5 separate regions of the Homo sapiens genome follow, and regions 1, 2, 4 and 5 are each linked to region 3. A link is a contact called in ENCODE Hi-C or POLR2A ChIA-PET data. All regions are on one chromosome and are shown on one strand. The core of a region is the stretch at or near the end of the contact, and the rest is flanking DNA. Distances in the headings are between cores, read along the strand shown. Region 1 holds the start of DNAL1 (dynein axonemal light chain 1). Region 2 holds the start of MIDEAS-AS1 (MIDEAS antisense RNA 1). Region 3 holds the start of ABCD4 (ATP binding cassette subfamily D member 4). Region 4 holds the start of DLST (dihydrolipoamide S-succinyltransferase). Region 5 has its middle 49 kb from the start of FOS.

Evidence for each region. Hi-C counts contacts between places; a loop is a spot of excess contacts on that map. ChIA-PET counts read pairs that join two places held with the same protein, here RNA polymerase II (POLR2A). Pooled maps may share reads with other maps.
Region 1: a loop to region 3 is called in a map of naive thymus-derived CD4-positive, alpha-beta T cell, with 6 times the contacts of the local background. The contact joins the promoter of DNAL1 here to the promoter of ABCD4 in region 3. A Hi-C loop is called at or near these places in 1 of 168 maps with a recorded cell type or tissue (naive thymus-derived CD4-positive, alpha-beta T cell) and 6 of 50 pooled maps.
Region 2: a loop to region 3 is called in a map of IMR-90, with 17 times the contacts of the local background. The contact joins the promoter of MIDEAS-AS1 here to the promoter of ABCD4 in region 3. A Hi-C loop is called at or near these places in 1 of 168 maps with a recorded cell type or tissue (IMR-90) and 2 of 50 pooled maps. POLR2A ChIA-PET finds 5 or more read pairs at or near these places in 2 of 52 experiments (WTC11 and activated T-cell).
Region 4: a loop to region 3 is called in a map with no recorded cell type, with 7 times the contacts of the local background. The contact joins the promoter of DLST here to the promoter of ABCD4 in region 3. A Hi-C loop is called at or near these places in 1 of 37 single-sample maps with no recorded cell type and 6 of 50 pooled maps. POLR2A ChIA-PET finds 5 or more read pairs at or near these places in 3 of 52 experiments (A549, B cell and PC-3).
Region 5: a map with no recorded cell type shows a loop between it and region 3 (30-fold over the local background). The contact joins the enhancer-like site here to the promoter of ABCD4 in region 3. A Hi-C loop is called at or near these places in 1 of 37 single-sample maps with no recorded cell type. POLR2A ChIA-PET finds 5 or more read pairs at or near these places in 2 of 52 experiments (WTC11 and naive thymus-derived CD8-positive, alpha-beta T cell).

The regions. Positions count from the first base shown.
Region 1 is chr14:73,643,233-73,646,745 of GRCh38, reverse strand. DNAL1 (dynein axonemal light chain 1) reads right to left here and starts at 1,760. Exons shown (of 8, transcript NM_031427.4): 1 at 1,704-1,760. The coding sequence starts at 1,706.
Region 2 is chr14:73,785,860-73,789,264 of GRCh38, reverse strand. It overlaps MIDEAS-AS1 (MIDEAS antisense RNA 1), which reads right to left and starts at 1,905. Exons shown (of 3, transcript NR_109995.1): 1 at 1,756-1,905; 2 at 149-238. It also overlaps a transcript of MIDEAS not described here. RefSeq lists an enhancer at 1,231-1,280 and silencers at 1,631-1,690, 1,771-1,820, 1,871-2,460.
Region 3 is chr14:74,301,170-74,304,564 of GRCh38, reverse strand. It overlaps ABCD4 (ATP binding cassette subfamily D member 4), which reads left to right and starts at 1,631. Exons shown (of 19, transcript NM_005050.4): 1 at 1,631-1,690. The coding sequence starts at 1,653. It also overlaps a transcript of VRTN not described here. RefSeq lists an enhancer at 1,183-1,542 and a silencer at 1,803-1,882.
Region 4 is chr14:74,879,885-74,883,535 of GRCh38, reverse strand. It overlaps DLST (dihydrolipoamide S-succinyltransferase), which reads right to left and starts at 1,620. Exons shown (of 15, transcript NM_001933.5): 1 at 1,520-1,620; 2 at 912-945. The coding sequence starts at 1,582. RefSeq lists silencers at 1,276-1,605, 1,462-1,688.
Region 5 is chr14:75,228,575-75,231,993 of GRCh38, reverse strand. No RefSeq gene overlaps it. Among named protein-coding and RNA genes, the nearest start is that of FOS, 49 kb to the left of the region's middle. RefSeq lists a cis regulatory region at 1,696-2,251. Within about 2 kb of position 1,398, at least 20 of the 41 ENCODE cell types and tissues checked have a DNase peak (open chromatin) inside an H3K27ac peak, as active enhancers do.

The DNA.
Region 1 (3,513 bases), core at 511-3,010, 660 kb after region 3:
CTGTTGCTCAGGCTGGAGTGCAGTGGTGCGATCTCAGCTCACTGCAACCTCCACCTCCCAGGTTCAAGAGATTCTCATGCCTCAGCCTCCTGAGTAGCTGGGATTACAGCCACTCGCCACCATGCCCCGCTAATCTTTGTATTTTTAGTAGAGGCGGAGTTTCACCATGTTGGCCAGGTGGATCTTGAACTCCTGACCTCAGGTGATCTGCCCGCCTCGGCCTCACAAAGTGCTGGGATTACAGGCCTCTGGGATTACAGGTGTGAGCCACCACACCCTGGCCGCTTTTCTATGTTTAAATACACAAATACCTTGTTTCAACTGCCTACAGTATTCAGTATAGTAAAATGCTGTAAAACTTTGTAGCCTAGGAGCAATAGCCTACACCATCTGGTTTTTGTAAGCATATTCTATGATGTTTGCAAGGCAAAACTGCCAATAATGTGTTTGTTAGAATGTATCCCTGTCATCATTAAGTGACTTATAACTGTACTGGTTCTGATTCTCTATTTGAAGATTTTCAACAATCACCATGGTTCATACTTTCATAAATATTTAGGTCTGAGCCTTTCTTCACCTGAATATAAACCTAGGTTCCAGAACTTTTAACTTTCCTTGGCAGTGATTTTCAGCTAACTGCTTGGGGAACAAAGTAAGGAAAGCAGGGGGGAAACTACTTTTTAAAGAGTGGTATTTCATCTTGTTGAGGGCAGGCATGACTTCCTCATCATTTCCATCTCCTGGGCTCAATTTCTGCCCACTTATATAGCACTGGAATCACAAAAAGAAGACAAGTAATTATGCTTCTTCTTCATAAACATCTCTATCCAGTAGGACATCACATACTTTGCTCAATAGCTCTGGCTGGGTCTGCAATCCTTTTCAAACGACTAGTTAGAACTACCAAGTATGTAAGCAAGAGAGTGAACACATCAAGTAAGAGTTGAGGAGCATCTCTAGGTAAAACCATTACTTCATAAAGAGCTCTCATTGGATAGACAGCTGGTAGATTTCAAACCTAAGGCAACAGCATTTCTCAGTGTGGTGGGATGCCCTCCAATTTTATAATCACTTGAGGTGTGTTGTCGAAATGCACATTCCTGAAACCCCCAATCATATTAAAAATTCACAATCTGCATTCCAACAAGCCCATACCTATGCATACTGAAATTTGAGAATCACTGCTCTAATATATCCATCAGAGTGTGCTTTACAGTGTCACCTAATAACTGCCCTCGTAGTCATTCAGAAGGCAACCTGGGTACATCACAGGTTACGAAAACTGCTGCAATCCGTGTTATACAGAACCCTCTGGTAACCAGCCCCTCCCTGCATCTCGACGGGGGGGTCACTAAAATTACTTCTATGTAAAGAGATATCTTTATCTACACTCTCCTTCCCATCACCCTTCCCACTCCAATACGCTCTTTTTAGAGAATTTCCTGCTCTTCGCCCTCCCTTTTCTCCTGTCTGAGTCCCTCCACCTTAACCCAACCTCCGATCCACCCCAGGCCGCCCTCACCACAGACCACCCCCGGCCAGGGCTTCTCTTTCGCCTCGGGCCCCTGACTCCACAGAGCTAGCGTCAGCTACCGGCTCCCTTCCGCTGTTCAAGGACCCCCAGACCCTCAACACTCCACAGTCACCCTTTTCCACTCCCAATCTTCTCTCAGCTTTGGCTACGCGGCCCGAAAGGTACTCACCATTCCGGCGGTTGCTACTGTCACTGCTCTGGTTGCTAGGGCCCGCGGGGTCAGTGCGCGTGCGCACTTCTCGGCGCTCTCGGCGGAAGCCCTATCCCCGGCAGCGGTCCTTTCTCTCCGCCCTCAGGGTGGTGCGAGCGGGGCATTGTGGGACTGCGTGGCGGCCGCCGGGGTCCTCCCGTCCGGCTGTTGCTGGCTGCCCTTTTGCTTCCTTAGGTCTTAACCCCGCACAGGAGTAGTCAGGACCGAAAGCAATTTCAGCTGATCTGTAGTGACTTGTCCGCCTAAAGTTAAAAACCTTAAAACGTCCCCCTAACAACTACCCTTTTCATAAAATAATGTTCTTAATTCCTTTGCCCTAACGATGGCGTTTCCCACCCTTTTCCGGACGAGGGGAGAATAAGCGGCTTGCTGTAATTTCCCTCTCCATCCCATCCCACTGAGAATACCAGAGCCAAACTCCACCCATTTTATGTTTCTTTACCCCGGATCCTCCAGGGAGCCAGAGGCAGCTGAAAGCTCGGTTCCACATTTTAAATATCACAAATTGTTGGTTTTAATCACCAGGGTGTCTTTTTTTCCCCACCTACCAAATGAGCTAAAAATTATTAACAATAATAATAATTCATAGAGTTGCTAGGGGTATGGTGAAGTAGGGACACACAAATACGCTGCTGTTTATAATTGATACAGCCTTTCTGGAAGGCTGTTGGCTGTTCAAAAACTTTTGCACCCTTTGTGATCCAGCAGTTCCACTTCCAGGACTTTATCCTGAGCACAGAGATGTATGTTCAAAGCTTTAATAGAAAAAAAAAAATCAACTCAATTATCAACAAAAGAGAATTGGTGGCCGGGACTGGTGGCTCACGCCTGTAATCCTAGCACTTTAGGAGGCTGAGGAGGGCGGACCACTTGACCACTTGAGCCCAGCCTGGCCAACATGGTGAAACCCCGTCTCTACTAAAAATACAAAAATTAGCCGGGTGTGGTGGCACGCGCCTGTAGTCCCAGCAATTCCGGAGCCTGAGGCACGAGAATTGCTTGAACCCGGGAGGCGGAGGTTGCAGTGAGCCGAGATCGCGCCATTGCACTCCAGTCTGGGCAACAAGAGTGACACTCCGTCTCAAAACAAACAAACAAACAAACAAAAAGAGAGAGAAAATTGGTTAGTAGTATTGAACATCCAATGCAATAATGTACTTACACTAAAAAAGTACAATTGACTTGCTGAAAGGCATCTATTCACATCCAAAGATAGTCATATTTCAAGTAAAAATAGAAGTTACCAAACAAAATAGTTGGTACGATTTTCCTTTAAAATTATACATAGTGGCCTGGTGCAGTTTGTTCATGCCTGTAATCCCAGAAATTTGGGAGGCCAAAGTAAGAGGATCCCTTGAACCCAGGAGTTCAAGACCAGCCTGGGCAACGTAACAAGACCCTGGCTCTGTAAAAAATAAAAATTAGCGAGGCATGGTGGTACAACACCCATAGTCCCAGCTACTGGGGAGACTGAAGCAGGAGGATCATTTGAGGAGTTTGAGGCTTAGGTGAGCTCTAATTGTGCCATTGCACTCCACCCTGGGCAACAGAGCCAGACCCTGTCTCTAAAACAAAAAACAAAGCAAAAAAATGGAAAAGTTATACATAGTACACACACGTATATAAACATATATCTAAAAGGATATTATGAGGGTTTAATGTTTGCTGTGGACTGAGTGGTGGTACACCAAAATTCATATGTAGTGATCTGGTAAGTTTAAGTTCTTTGATACTTTCTGAGATGTCTGGGGGATACCTAAATTTTAAG
Region 2 (3,405 bases), core at 656-3,155, 520 kb after region 3:
AGGACCCAGTATGGAAGCCGCATTTTTTTTTTTTATAACCTAGTCTCAGAAGTAAGATCACATCACTGGCCATATTCTATTTGTCAGAACTCAGTCAATGGATTCAGCTTACACTTAAGGAGGGAGGATTATACAAGGGTATGAATACCTGGAGGCAGAGATCATTGGCAGGGGGCGCATCTTAGAGGCTGTCTACCACATCCTCCACTTGGTGCCCTGGTACTCCAGCAACTGCCACCTTACATAGAGAAAAAAGCAATGTATGTGTAAGTGTCAGGCCTTCACACATTTACACTGTCTGCTAATTACTCCTGGGCATGCAGAAATACTGAATATTCATGAAATTGTGACTGAAAATTTGGAATTGCATATGGAACAAAAAAAATATTCAGCTCTTGTTTTAGCAAATATGGAGTATCACATGATTGCCTTTAGAAGCCTGGCTAACATATTCTCTCATTGGTTGCCTTAAGCAGAATGCACTAAGGAATTACTTCTATTTATTCCAAAATTGAAATGGGCAATCCCTTCACCATCTCCCCACAATAGCGTGATGTAAGAAGAATTTCAGGGAACTTTAATTATTGAGTCTAATGATGCAGTTATTTCTCAAAGCAGTATTATTTTTCTTGCATTGCACATTTTGTATTTATAATGTGCCATTAATGTCTTAGTAAAAATCAGAACTAGGGCGTAGCAGCTGCAACGTGGAGGATTTCATGTTGCTAGGAGAGCTTCGATCTTCATACGCCTATCTTTGGGTGAGTCTGTGGCTTTCCATGAGAGATTAACACAGACCTGGGGATCATTTCCCAAATGTCATTTTCCATCAGTCTTACATCCACCTTTCTGAACAAAGCCTTCACTCAAGTTTATGGTTTCCTGTGTTTTCATAAAAAGATGAAGCATTGAAAGGGGGGAGGTTTTATCTGGCCAATGTGCTAGGAGAAGCAGTATTTGGGGAAAAAAGGAAAATTGTTGAGCCCTAACTGATGCTTTTGAACCACCTATTAAAAGGTCCCTGTTTTCCACGACAAGCTACAATGAAGCTAATGTTTCTGTTATGAAAGCCCTTCACTGCAGTTTCGAATGTCTTTTTTTTTTTTTTTCACCAGCAAAGGCTAACCCCGTTTTTTCTCCAGCCTTATGAGATCAGGAGTTCTTCCTTGAAGACTGCTGTTTAACGACTTGGTTGCTACTTATCTTAAAGGTGGCTTTCCGTTGTACTTTTTAATAAGGTGAGCACATTTATTTTGAGCAATGATAAATTTCAGGATTACTATTGCCTGAAGCTGCCCTTCTCAGGCCTCCACCCTACCCTCAAAGTCACTTTTGACCGGTGATGAAACACAGAATGCATCAGACTCTATTTTCTGTGAGTTGAGTGTAAAGAGGTGGAAATCGCGGGGGAGGATTAGAACAGAAACCATTCTGCAGCCCCAGCTTGGGCGTTGAAATAGCCCCCAGAAGTGTGATACGTGGTAAACGTCTTGCTCACTTATAACCCGTAGAAATGACGAGGGACATCATGCAGACTTTTAGAGAGAACGTGGGGACAGGGACCCTTGTTTTAAGGCCCACTTTAGGCATTAAGAACACATAGAGCACACTGCTTTCTGACATGACCCTTTTAGCCCCAACACCAAACGGAAAAACTTTTTCTTTCCCCTCCCCCACCGCTTTGTTTGTGTACTGGTGTTTACCCTGGAACCCCAGCTTTCCGGGGACCCTGAACCCCACCACCACCTTCCAGACCAGCCTGAGAGCAGGGGACTCCAGCGCGGGGCCCCGGATCGCACTTCGGCGCGGAAACGACGCGGCTGGAGCGAGGCTTCCCTCCCAGGGCGGGGGGTGCAGGCTAGGCGGCCGGCAGCGCAGGGCTGCCCGCTACCCCGCAGCCGAGGGCGCGCAGAGTGGGGAGACGGCGCCTGGGGCCAGGGGCGCGCGGAGCCGGGGGCGCGGGCGGGGCGGCTGGCTGCAGGGCCCTGCGCGCCACCGCGCGAGCCGCTGGGTCACAGCCCGGGCCGCACAGCCCGGGCCGCACCGCCCGCTCCGCGAGGAAGTGACGACTGCGCCGTCCCGAGAGCAACAAAGTTAGAGTCTGCGGGCCGCACTCGCCTGCGCCCCGCACCCCTCCGAGCAGCCCGGGGATCCAGCACGCAGGTAAGCCGCGGGCTCGGCGCCCCCTCCCGCCACCGGGCGCCGGCGTGGGGCTCGGAATCGTTCCGGGGCTCGGGCTGGGCCGCGCGGGCGCGGATGTGGCGGGCCGGGTTGGGCCGGGCGCTGGGGTGCCGGGGTGCTGCAGGGAGGGAGCTCGGCGGCCGGGGTCGGGGCGCCGGGCTGCGCCGGTGTTGTCGCCGCTTTGCCGCGGGACTTCAAACAGCAAGGGCTGCAGCGGGGCCAGCTCCAGGCGCCGTTGGCCTGAGGTAGGGTGGGGGGAAGGGGCTTTCCGGGGCCTACGTCTGCAGCCAGCCCTCCGCCCAGCGCCTCCATCCCTGCAGGCTGGGCGCAGCTCTCGGCCCCTGCCCGGTGCTTCCCTGGGAAATGACCTCTTCCTCTTCGCAGCCCTTGTCGAGGGCGCAGGAAGGAAGTTAAAGGAACTTTCCCCGGACTTTTATTTGCTTGGCCTTCCTGGGACGAAGAGCAGAGTAGCTCGGAAGTTTGGGAAAACAACCCTACGCATTTTCAGAAAACCAAACCGGAATTGTCCCCAAGCCCCCTTGAAATGAATCGCTCCTGACTCCCCCTTTACCCTTCCCAACCATGTCCCAAACCTGACAGTGATCGCTAAGGCCTAACACTTTGCAATTTAGCCATAAAAACTGTCAGCACACCCACGTACATATGTGAGTGTTTTCTATATAAAACTCAGAAACCCGCTTCCAGCGGACTCTGTGGCATCTCGTTCTTTTCTGTTTCCTAAAACTGCAAGGGCTGCAGGAATGTGCTGCAGGAACTTTGACGGTGGTTCCCGTCGCCCTCGGTAGCCTCGTGGCGCAGGGTTTTTTAAAGAACAGCTGAGAAGTTTGGGACATTCCTGCAGAGTAACTAGGGGCTGGCGGCCCGGGCCAGTGGCGAGACTGCAACTGTAGCGGCGGCGGCGGGGACACGTTGGTGTGTGCAGGAAAGTGCGTCCGAGCCGTGGAGACTCGAGATGGGGTGTCCTAGAGGTTGAATGGTGCAGTTCCTAGCAGCAGCTTCCTGCCGGCCTGTAATTACAGCGTGATTGCACAGTCAGGCATTGTTGGCGTGGATGTTTATACACAGGCTATTGTGCAAGACCTCGGTAGTGGCGAAGAAAACGCAGCTTTGCACTGCAAATGCCCAGGATAGATCTGGGTCTGAGCTGCAGTCTCCAAATTCTTTTTGCCCTTTAACCCTAGCTAGGTGATTTATTTCATTACC
Region 3 (3,395 bases), core at 382-2,881:
GAAAGCCTACACAGCAAAGAATGATCAGGCCCCAAAACTTAATGGCGCCAAAGTTGAGAACCCCTGCTGTATGGTATGTTTGTCATAGCACTTCATAAAGACAGCTGTAGGCCGGGCACGGTGATTCACACCTGTAATCCCAGCATTTTGAGAGGCCAAGGTGGGTGGATCACCTGAGGTCGGGAGTTCGAGACCAGCCTGACCAACATGGAGAAACCACGTCTCTACTAAAAATACAAAATTAGCCGGGTATAGTGGTGCATGCCTGTAATCCCAGCTACTCGGGAGGCTGAGGCAGGAGAATCGCTTGAACCCGGGAGGCACAGGTTGCAGTGAGCCAAGATAGCACCATTGCACTCCAGCCTGAGCCACAAGAGCGAAACTCCGTCTAAAACAAAAACAAAAACAAAAAAAGGCCAGGAGCGGTGGCTCACTCTTGTAATCCCAACACTTTGGAAAGCCAAGGCGGGCAGATCACCTGAGGTTAGGAGTTCAAGACCAGCCTGACCAATATGGAGAAACCCTGTCTCTACTAAAAATACTAAATTAGCTGGGCGTGGTGGCACATGCCTGTAATCCTAGCTACTCGGGAGGCTGAGGCAGGAGGATGGCTTCAATCCGGGAGGCTGAGGTTGCCGTGAGCCGATATCGCGCCATTGCACTCTAGCCGGGGCAACAAAAGCAACACTCCGTATCAAAAAAAAAAAAAAAAAAAAAAAAATCTGTAATTGTCAACTGATTGACCTACCCAGCTAGACTGCAACTTTCATAAAGACAAGTGATACATGCATGTTGTAGAGTGTTTGGCTTGCAGTTGAAACTTAATAAGGATTGGAGGAAAGTGAGAAGACACATCCAGATTCAAATTTAGGGACCTGTGGGATCATGCTGTTTGGGTTTTTTTTGAGCCATTTCCCACCTCCCTTTGGGTACTAATCAGTCAACTGATAAGCATTTCATTCATTCAACTATCTATCTTATCTATCGATCATTATCATCTATTTATTTGTTTTTGAGACAGGGTCTCTCTTTGTCGCCCAGGCTGGAGTGCAGTGGCACAGTCACGGCTCACTGCAGCCTTGACCTTCCGGGCCCAAGTGATTCTCCTGCCTCAGCCTCCAGAGTAGCTCGGACCACAGGCGCTCGCCACCATCCCCGGCTAATGCTTTTGTCTTTTGTAAAGGCGGGGTCTTGCCATGTTGCCCAGGCTGGTCTTGAATTCCTGGGCTCAAGCGATCCTCCCGCCTTGGCCTTCCAAAGTGCTGGGATTACAGGAGTAACCCACCGGGCCCGGCTGGAAGCCTAATTTATACTTTTTTAAAGATCATGCTGGCTTCTCTGGGAGAATATGTAAAACATCTATTATACACAGAATCTAAAATACTTGCCATAAAGTAGTTACACTCTCGGATACCTATTGTCAAAAGGGAAGTCTCCCAGAAAATATGGGGGCGCTGTAGCCGCCGGGTCAGCCGAGTCCACTCTCTGGTACTTTTAGAGACGTCGGTCGCTTCCGGGAGAGTCCGCGTCTCCCGCACCTTCCTCTCTATCAAACGCCGTCTCTGTGGTAGCCGGGGCCCCGCCCCTCCTCGGACTCTACCCAGTACTGAACTAGGGGCAGCTGGGCTCCAGAGTCCCTCGGGTCTCAGGTCATGGCGGTCGCGGGGCCCGCGCCCGGAGCTGGCGCCAGGTAAGCAGGGCGGTCGGGGAGGAGGTTTGGGAGCAGGAGTTCCGGGCTGTAGGGAATGGGCTTTCCTGCCCTCCGTGCCTCGTCCGCCGCCCTGGCGCCCCCGTCTCGCCCCCGTGACTTCTGAGAGAAAGAGGAGCTCTCGAAGGGGCGTCCGCCCTCCCGCCGCTCTAGGCCGCTCCGCACCGGCCGCGGCCCCCTCCGTTCTTGGCCGGACTTGTGCCATCTCCTGCGGTGTGGGACCCTCACCCTCGCAACTGGCATTCTTTTTTTGAAAAGAAGAACCTCAGGTGCACAAAATTGAGTTGATCCTTCTCAGTTCTTGACACCCTGTGGGCCAATGCAAGGCTCCTTGTTTATTTTATCACTTCCTCTCTTCGTTCCTATTCCCAGACCCCTTTCACTCCCCTTTTCAGACAGCCACTCTGGTGTGTTATATAAGTGGCTTTACGGTCCACCTTGGGTAAATTTGTGCAAGTGTTACTTTGAAATCTATATAGCGGTTTCGAATTCTTCAATATAATATGCTGTGATTTTTCTTTAAACCTTTTTCCTCAACATTGTGTTTTTGAGTCCATCCATGCTAGTCATCTTGTTTTCACTTCTGAGTGCTTGCATGAGGGGTGCTGTGTGCATAGACTTATTCCCCTAGTGGTGGATAGATTTTTTTCTAGTATTAACACCCCCACAAGCCACACTGTAACGAATATTCTGGCAGTTGTCTCCTTGTGCATATTGTTGCATTTCTCTGGGTATCCACCCCAGAGTTGGGTCCTGGTCATATCTAATTTTGCTGGATTGTTCTTTGGAATGGTCACACTAGTTTATACTTCCCGACGGGCAGTGCATAAAGCTTCCTGTTTCCCGGTATCCCTCCATCGTTCAGTGGCGGCTGGTTTTGTAATGTTTATCAGTCTGGGGGGTGTAAGGTGGTATCCCATCGTGTACATTTTCTTTCTTTCTTTCTTTCTTTCTTTTGAGACGGAGTTTTGCTCTTGTTGCTCGGGCAGGAATGCAGTGGCATGATCTCGGCTCACTGCAACCTCCGCCTCGGGTTCAAGCGATTCTTCTGCCTCAGCCTCCTGAGTAGCTGGGATTACAGACGCGCGCCACCACACCCAGCTAATTTTTTGTATTTTTAGCAAAGATGGGGGGGTTGGCCAGTCTGGTCTTGAACTCCTGACCTCAGGTGATCCACCCGCCTCGGCCTCCCGAAGTGCAGGGATTACACTTCCCGACGGGCAGTGCATAAAGGAATTACAGACGTGAGCCACTGCTCCCGGCCTACATTTTCATGTGTTTATTAAACGTGGGTTTTCCCTTTTTTGAATTGCCTGTTTATATCCCTTCCCACTTCTCTGTGGATTTCCTATGTTCCTGGCTTGCAGGAATTCTTGTAGGCTCTAGATTTAGATCCTGGCCATGCCCGGTGGCTCACACCTGTCATCCTATCACTTTGGGAGGCTGAGGTAGGTGGACCACTGGAGTCCAGGAGTTCAAGATCAGCCTGGGCAACATGGTGAAACCCCATCTCTACCAAAAATACAAAAATTAGCTGAGCGTGTTGACGCACGCCCGTACTCCCAGCCACTAAAAAGGCTGAGGTGGGACAGTCGCTTGAACCCGGGAGGCAGAGGTTGCCCTGAGCTGAGATCGCACCACTGCATTCCAGCCTGGGCAACAGAGCAAGACCTTGTCTCAAAAAAAA
Region 4 (3,651 bases), core at 371-2,870, 580 kb before region 3:
TTCTTTTTAACTGCTAGGATAAAATCTAAACTCCTTCAGTCTCTATACCATCTTCTATCTCTTGCCACTCTCTCCCTTAACCAAAATACTCCGGCCAAATCACCTTTTTTCCAGCTCTTAAGTTCTGCCAACCTCTTTTCTTCCTCAGGGTCTTTGTGAATGCCATTCTCTTTCTCCTGGGCTTCACTGGGTTAGCTCCGTCACATTCTGCTAGCCATAACTTTTTTTTTTTTTTTTTTTTGAGATGGAGTCTCGCTCTGTCGCCCAGGCTGGAGTGCAGTGGCGCGAACTCGGCTCACTGCAAGCTCCGCCTCCCGGCTTCACGCCATTCTCGTGCCTCAGCCTCCCGAGGAGCTGGGACTACAGGCGCCTGCCACCACGCCCGGCTAATTTTTTGTATTTTTTAGTAGAGATGGGGTTTCACCGTGTTAACCAGGATGGTCTCGATCTCCTGACCTCGTGATCCGCCCGCCTCAGCCTCCCAGAGTGCTGGGATTACAGGCGTCAGCCACCGCGCCCGGCCATGGCCATAACTTTTAAGTCACCTCCTCAAAAAGGGCTCTTCTGTCCACCCTCGTTTCCTTCTCAGCAGTTACAAAAATTTGCCTTTGTTGGCTTGTTTAGCAACTGACACTATCCAACTAGCCTAGGAGCTCCACGAGGGCAAGAACTGTACACTTCTGTATCCACTCCTGTATCCCTAGCGTCTAGCACAGTGCCTAACACAGTAGAAACTCAACTACGAGCTAAATGAATAAGCGATAGCTCGTGATTATGTAGCATTGCGTCTCACTACTCTCTGAACCAAACTGTCTTTAAATATTATGAGAAACACAGGCACCCCCGAGTTCCTCACATACTGCTCTGCCCAGGAGGAGAGCATTTTAGGTGACGGTAAGGGCAGAACTTACCAGGCAGGGAACGTCTCCCTAGAGGGCAGTTCCCCTGTTGAGAAAGAAGACATTATCGACGTCACCCAAGATGAAAAAAAAACCCAGCTTTTTCTTTTAAGTACACGCTCAAAGCTGTCCCAGTGGTGGTGACAGGTGAATCTCGTAACTCCGAAGGTAAATGCAACACACCGTGCTGGCAGACCCAATCAACACGCTGGGCCTGCCAAACTATCTCAACTTCCCAACGGGACTCATTAATACCCACTGATTTTAACAGAGCAAGACGAGACGGGCGCCGAATCCCGCCGGAGGACTCCGCCGCGCCTCCTCCCTAACTCTGAGTCAAGTATCTGGACGGGCGCGGCTCCCCAGCTCCCGCGCGGAGGGTGGGGTACAGCAGGAAACGTTCCCCGCAGGCTGCCTGGAGAAGGCAGGGGGCCGCTGGGCTCCGCAAAACGGTCCCGAGGGCAACCACGGCCCCGGGCCGCCCAGCCCGCGCGGCCTCCGCGTCCCAGTGCCCTTGGTGCCCGGCCCGGCCGGCGCGCCGCGCCCCTGCCTTCCAGGCCGCCTCTCTGCCCGCCAACAGACTCCTCACCCGTCGGGGCCCCGGCTCGGCCAGACCGTACCTTCTGGAAGGCGGAGAGCGAGCGGCTGAACGCCCGAGACACACAGCGGGATCGGGACAGCATCACGGCGGAGGAGCCGAGGGCGGGCGGACACCGGATATAGGGCCGGACAACAACCGGAAGTGGGGCGGGCCGCAGTACCCGCCGCCCGACGAGGGGTGTTCGGAGCGAACCACTGGCAGGGGGTGGGCGCACGGCGGCGCCCAGTATCCCGGCTGCAGCGCAGGAGTCCCGCTCTCTGGAGCAGGCAACCCTAAGGCGCTCTTGGGGCCCTCCGCACTGCCTGTCAGCCTGAGGTGGTTCTCCTGAAGGTGTATACGACTGTCCCGCCACCACATTGCCCCCGGGGTCAGGCCTTCCCCTACCCTTCCACAGAACTGGCTCTGAGCTTGGCGCCCTTCTCTCTTGGGACCCGAGGGCACCGCGCCGTTCCGCCTCTGTACCTTGGGAAGAGAGCAAAAGAGGGGCACGGACATTGAACTGAAACCTTGGCAGACATGCATGCCTGATCTTACACTTGTGTGGCCTGGGGCAGATGACATTGCCCCCCACCCCCAGTCTCAGGTCCCTTAACTATTAAAAAAAAAAAAAAAGGCACTTGTTACTTCCCTGTCTTCCTAACCCCGAGTCAAAGAAACAGAATCCCAGGAATTTCTAAATCCCATTGCCTTTTTACGAGTCGGATATCTTCACCAACTATAGCCTTATTTCTCAACAGCTTCTGATCTCCCCCCAACGCAAATTCCAGCCAAACTAATTGTTCCCCATACATCTTGTGCATTTTGGAAGTTGTTCGTTTGTCACCCTATCCCTAGAATATAAACTCCCAGCTGTTTTTTTAAGAAACAAGGTCATAGTTCACTGGAGCCTCGACACTCTGGGCTCAAGCGATCCCTCTGCCTCAGCCTCTGGAGTAGCTGGGACTACAGGTGCCACCATGCCAGGCTGACCTCCCCACTTTGAGTGTGCCATTCTTCCCGCTGACTTGAAGTGAAAGCATATAGCATCCCCTTCCCCTCCTTAAGTATTCAGGCCCCTTGAGTATTCACCTTTAAGGCTCACCTTCCTAATGAAAAAGATGTGCTTTAAACCTCTGGCTGAATTAGTAACACATAAATGTATGAATGAATGAATGAACCACTTGGTGCCGTTCATGATGATTTCTTTATCTGAGGCATTTTGCCTGGCCCTCAGGACCTTTATTTTTTATTTTTCTAATTAATTTATGTTTTAATATAAATTGAGACGGGGTCTCACTATGTTGCCCAGGCTGGCCTCAAATTCCATCAGGACCTTTACAGTGCCTTCACTCACCTGAACCCTGAAAGCACTGCCACTGAAATTCTGGAAGGATGGGCCAAAGTCCTAACTAGAAATAGAGAAAACAGCTCTGCCCTGCTGCTACCCACAATTAACTCCTCAGTAGCTTTCACCTGAATTATTTGAAAAGCTCCCTAAGCAGTTCTAAGCCTCCGCTCTCGCTTTCTCTAGCCCATCATCCTTTATATCTGTGTCAAAGATCCTTCTGAGCCTGGTGTGGTAGCTCACGCCTGTAATCCCATCACTTTGGGAGGATGAGGTGGGTGGATCACTTGAGATCAGGAGTTCAAGACCAGCCTGGCCAACATGGTGAAACCCCATCTCTACTAAAAATACAGAAATTAGCTGGGTGTGGTAGTGAATGCCTGTAATCCCAGCTACTCGGGAGGCTGAGGCAAGAGAATTGCTTGAACCCAGGAGATGGAGGTTGCAGTGAGCCAAGATTGCACCACTGCACTCCAGCCTGAGCAACAGAGTGAGACTTCGTCTCAAAAAAAAAAAAAAAAAGAAAGTAAAGAAAAAAAAGAAATCCTTCTGAAATGCAAACCTAATCCTGTCACTCCTCTGATTAAAGTCTTTCATTGCTTCTCCTGGTCGGATAAAGCAAGGGAGATAAAGTTTATCTCCCTTGTAGGATAAAGTACAAACTCCTCAACTTGGCCAGGCACCTGATAATCAGGCCTCTGATTATGTTCTGATTCTCTCCCCACATTCTCACAGATTGTGAGCTTTAGTCAAACCACACTACTGGCCATAGCCTTGCTGAGCTATTTGCATGGGCTGTTTCCTCCTCCTATTTGCCTAGGAACTCC
Region 5 (3,419 bases), core at 149-2,648, 930 kb before region 3:
TCCACCCAGCTTGGCCTCCCAAAGTGCTGGGATTACAGGTGTGAGCCACCGTGCCCGGCCAGAGGTAATCTTTCTGACATCTTGTGTGTGTGTAGGGCTGGCTCAGTTGTCCATAACATTTTGTATGTACATACATAGATTTAATTATTAATTTAATGAATTCTATAGTAGCCCCTAAAAGAAGATATGGTTTCAGATTTCCCCTCTGGTTTTAGGCTATAACATTTCTCTTGAATGTTCTGAGAATATCAGATCCTCCATGACAATGTCTTTAAAATTGTGTCGAGTAACACTAACCCTTAAATGGGCTGTGGGCAGCTGTCAAGTTTCAGGCCTCAACTCTTGGCAAGACATTGTCTCTCTCAGAGGCCTTTAGAATGTCTCCAAAGCACGCTACAGTGTATCTGCTGAACTGTTAGCCAACAGCCTCTGTATCTCATGGGCAGGTATCAGTTTCACTGTTGTAATATCCCCTCAACAACCATTGCAATGGCCAGGACATGTGGCCTGGCCTGTGGTTCAGAAACATAGTCACTGTAGCCATATATGACCCCAGAAACAGGGAACAGGTCTATGAGGTTGATTTGCCTGATTCCTACTCCACCCCCACATATGTGTATGCACACACACAGACACATACATGCATGTGTGCACACACACCCATATACATGCAGGTGTGCACACACACCCATATACACGCATGTGTGCACACACATGCACCCACCTTATTGGCGCCACTGATAATATAAAATACCTGTAACAAGGGACAGAACTTTTTATTTTTCTATGTGTAAGAAGATTTATGGGGTAAAAGCTCCTGAATAGGCCGGGCGCGGTGGCTCGTGTCTGTAATTCCAGCACTTTGGGAGTCTGAGGCAGGTGGATCACAAGCTCAAGAGATCAAGACCATACTAGCCAACATGGTGAAACCCCATGTCTACTAAAAATACAAAACTTCGCTGGGCGTGGTGGCGCACTCCTATAGTCTCAGCCACTAAGGAGGCTGAGGCAAGAGAATTGCTGGAACCCTGGAGGTGGAGGTTGCAGTGAGCCAAGATCACGCCTGGGAAACAGAGCGAGACTCCAGAAAAAAAAAGAAAGAAGAAGAGAGAGAGCGAGAGAAAGGAAGAAAAAAGAAAGGAAGGAAGGAAGGAAGGAAGGAAGGAAGGAAGGAAGGAAGAGAGAGGAGGGATTTCTCAAGGATCAGCGTATCTAAGCCAAAGGCCTTAGGGGAAGGGAGAGAAAGGAAGTGCGGGGCTTGGCAGGCACCTCTCCCTGCCTTTGATTCAGACATTCCTGGTGCTTACTGGGTGTAGACACTTTTCTCTCAGCCTGCTTCCTTGTAGGCAAAATGGGTGTAATAATCGCACTCACCTCATGGGGTTATTTTAAGAATTATATGAAACAATGCATGTTAGGCAGACAATTCAAGGCTCAGCACACAGAAAGCCACCCTTTAGCTATTACCAGTATTTGACCTGTAATCAGGCTCAAAGAGTGTCTTTTAGGGTCTCAAAAATTGGGTGCAAATTGGCTCTCCTCAGTAGTTGGTGGTTGCTCATCAGGTGTTTAGGACGTCTGCAAAGTAAGGAGGTCTGACAGACTCCTCATTGTAAGCTGTTCCCTAGTCACTCTGCCCCCATACTGGGAGTGGCAAGGGAGGCATTTGGCAAGAAACCCAGCAGTGAGACAATAGGTGTGAAAGATGAACAGGAAGTGTGGTTTGGAAGCAAGTGCTAGCACCAAACCACTCATGGAGAACACCTAATCTGGCTGCTGATTGGGCGCTGAGCCATCACTCATATCAAGCTTCAATGGGAAGGTTTGTATCCATGCCCAAACTTACAGCACACGGACCTTCACCAGGGAGATTGACTGAACTGGTGACCAAGGGCTCCCTTGAGACAGCATGGCCTTTGGCCTTCCAGGTTCAAATCCTAGGTCACTCAGTTACTACCTGAGGCACATTATTTAACCTCTTGGAGCCCCATCTGTCTTATCTTTGAAACAGGCATGGCTGTTGGGAGGGTTAGTGGAGATAACATGGAAAGAGCCTAGCACAGGGCCTGGCCCACTCCACAAATGCGAGCTCCCTCCCATTTCCCCTCCCAGGCATCTGAGACACCCCTCCACCCCTTCCTTGTCTCCTCACTGAAGACAGTTAAGCATGCTGTCTGGGGATGACGCCAGTTCTTGATTATTTGATATTGCCACACATCTGGCCTTATCACTGACTATTGACTATAAGACTGGCTGCCCTCTGCTCCACCTGGCTCCTTCCGGCCAGGTGGCTTCTCCTGACGCACTTGGACAACAGTGAAGGGTTGGGCCAGGTCGCCTGGTGGCACCAGGGTTGATGTGAAAGAGTTTTTCCTCAATATTCCAAACTTAAGAGAAGGAATGACTTTAAAAATGCATATGTATCTGCATGCCTGAAACACACACCTTTGAGAAGTTTCCTTCCTTTGAGTACCCAGACTGCAGTTGTTCTGACAAGTGCCCTGCCTGATCCTCCCTCTGAACACTTTCGTAGTTCCCAAGCTTCTCTTCCAGATAATCTAGGGTTCCTGTTTCTCAGCTCATCTCCTAAATGTTGGGGTTCTAGGAGATTCTGCCGTCAGTGCCCCCACCCACCATGCTCTCTGCATGACCTCAACCACAGCCATACCCTGCTGAGTTCCGAATCCATCTGCCTGGCTCTTCTGCCCACACATCTGCATACACAGCTGCCTCCATTTCCACCTGGTGGTTCTTAGACTTAACGTGTACAAAACAGAATGATGGATCTTCTTGACACACACCTAATTCTTCTATATTCTGTGCCCCAGTAAATGGCATGTCCTGCAAACCCAGAAGCATAAGCAAATCTCTTGATCTCCCTCTTCTGTTAATTCTATTTCCTTAGTATCTCTTGACTGTATCCCCTCCTTCCCATCTACCTTCCACCTCTGCATTCTGGCTGCCGCTGTATCTCCCCTGTAACACGGGAACCACGGCCTCAGTGGGCTCCTTGCTTCTAGTCGTTGTTCTCCACCATTGCCCCTAGAGACAACTTTCTAAAATGTAAATCTGACGGCACGCCTCCTCTTACTTAAAAATCTCTCAGCCAGGAGCGATAGCTCACGCCTGTAATCCCAGCACTTTGGGAGGCTGAGGCGGGCAGATCATGAGGTCAGGAGATTGAGACCAGCCTGACCAACATGGAGAAATTCCGTCTCTACTAAAAATACAAAAATTATCCGAGCGTGGTGGTGCATGCCTGTAATCCCAGCTACTCGGGAGGCTGAGGCAGGAGAATCGCTTGAATCCGGGAGGCGGAGGTTGCAGTGAGCCAAGATTGTGCCATTGCACTCCAGCCTGGCAACAAGAGTGAAACTGTCTCAAAAACAAAAACAAAAACCTCTCAAGGGCCCTTTCTC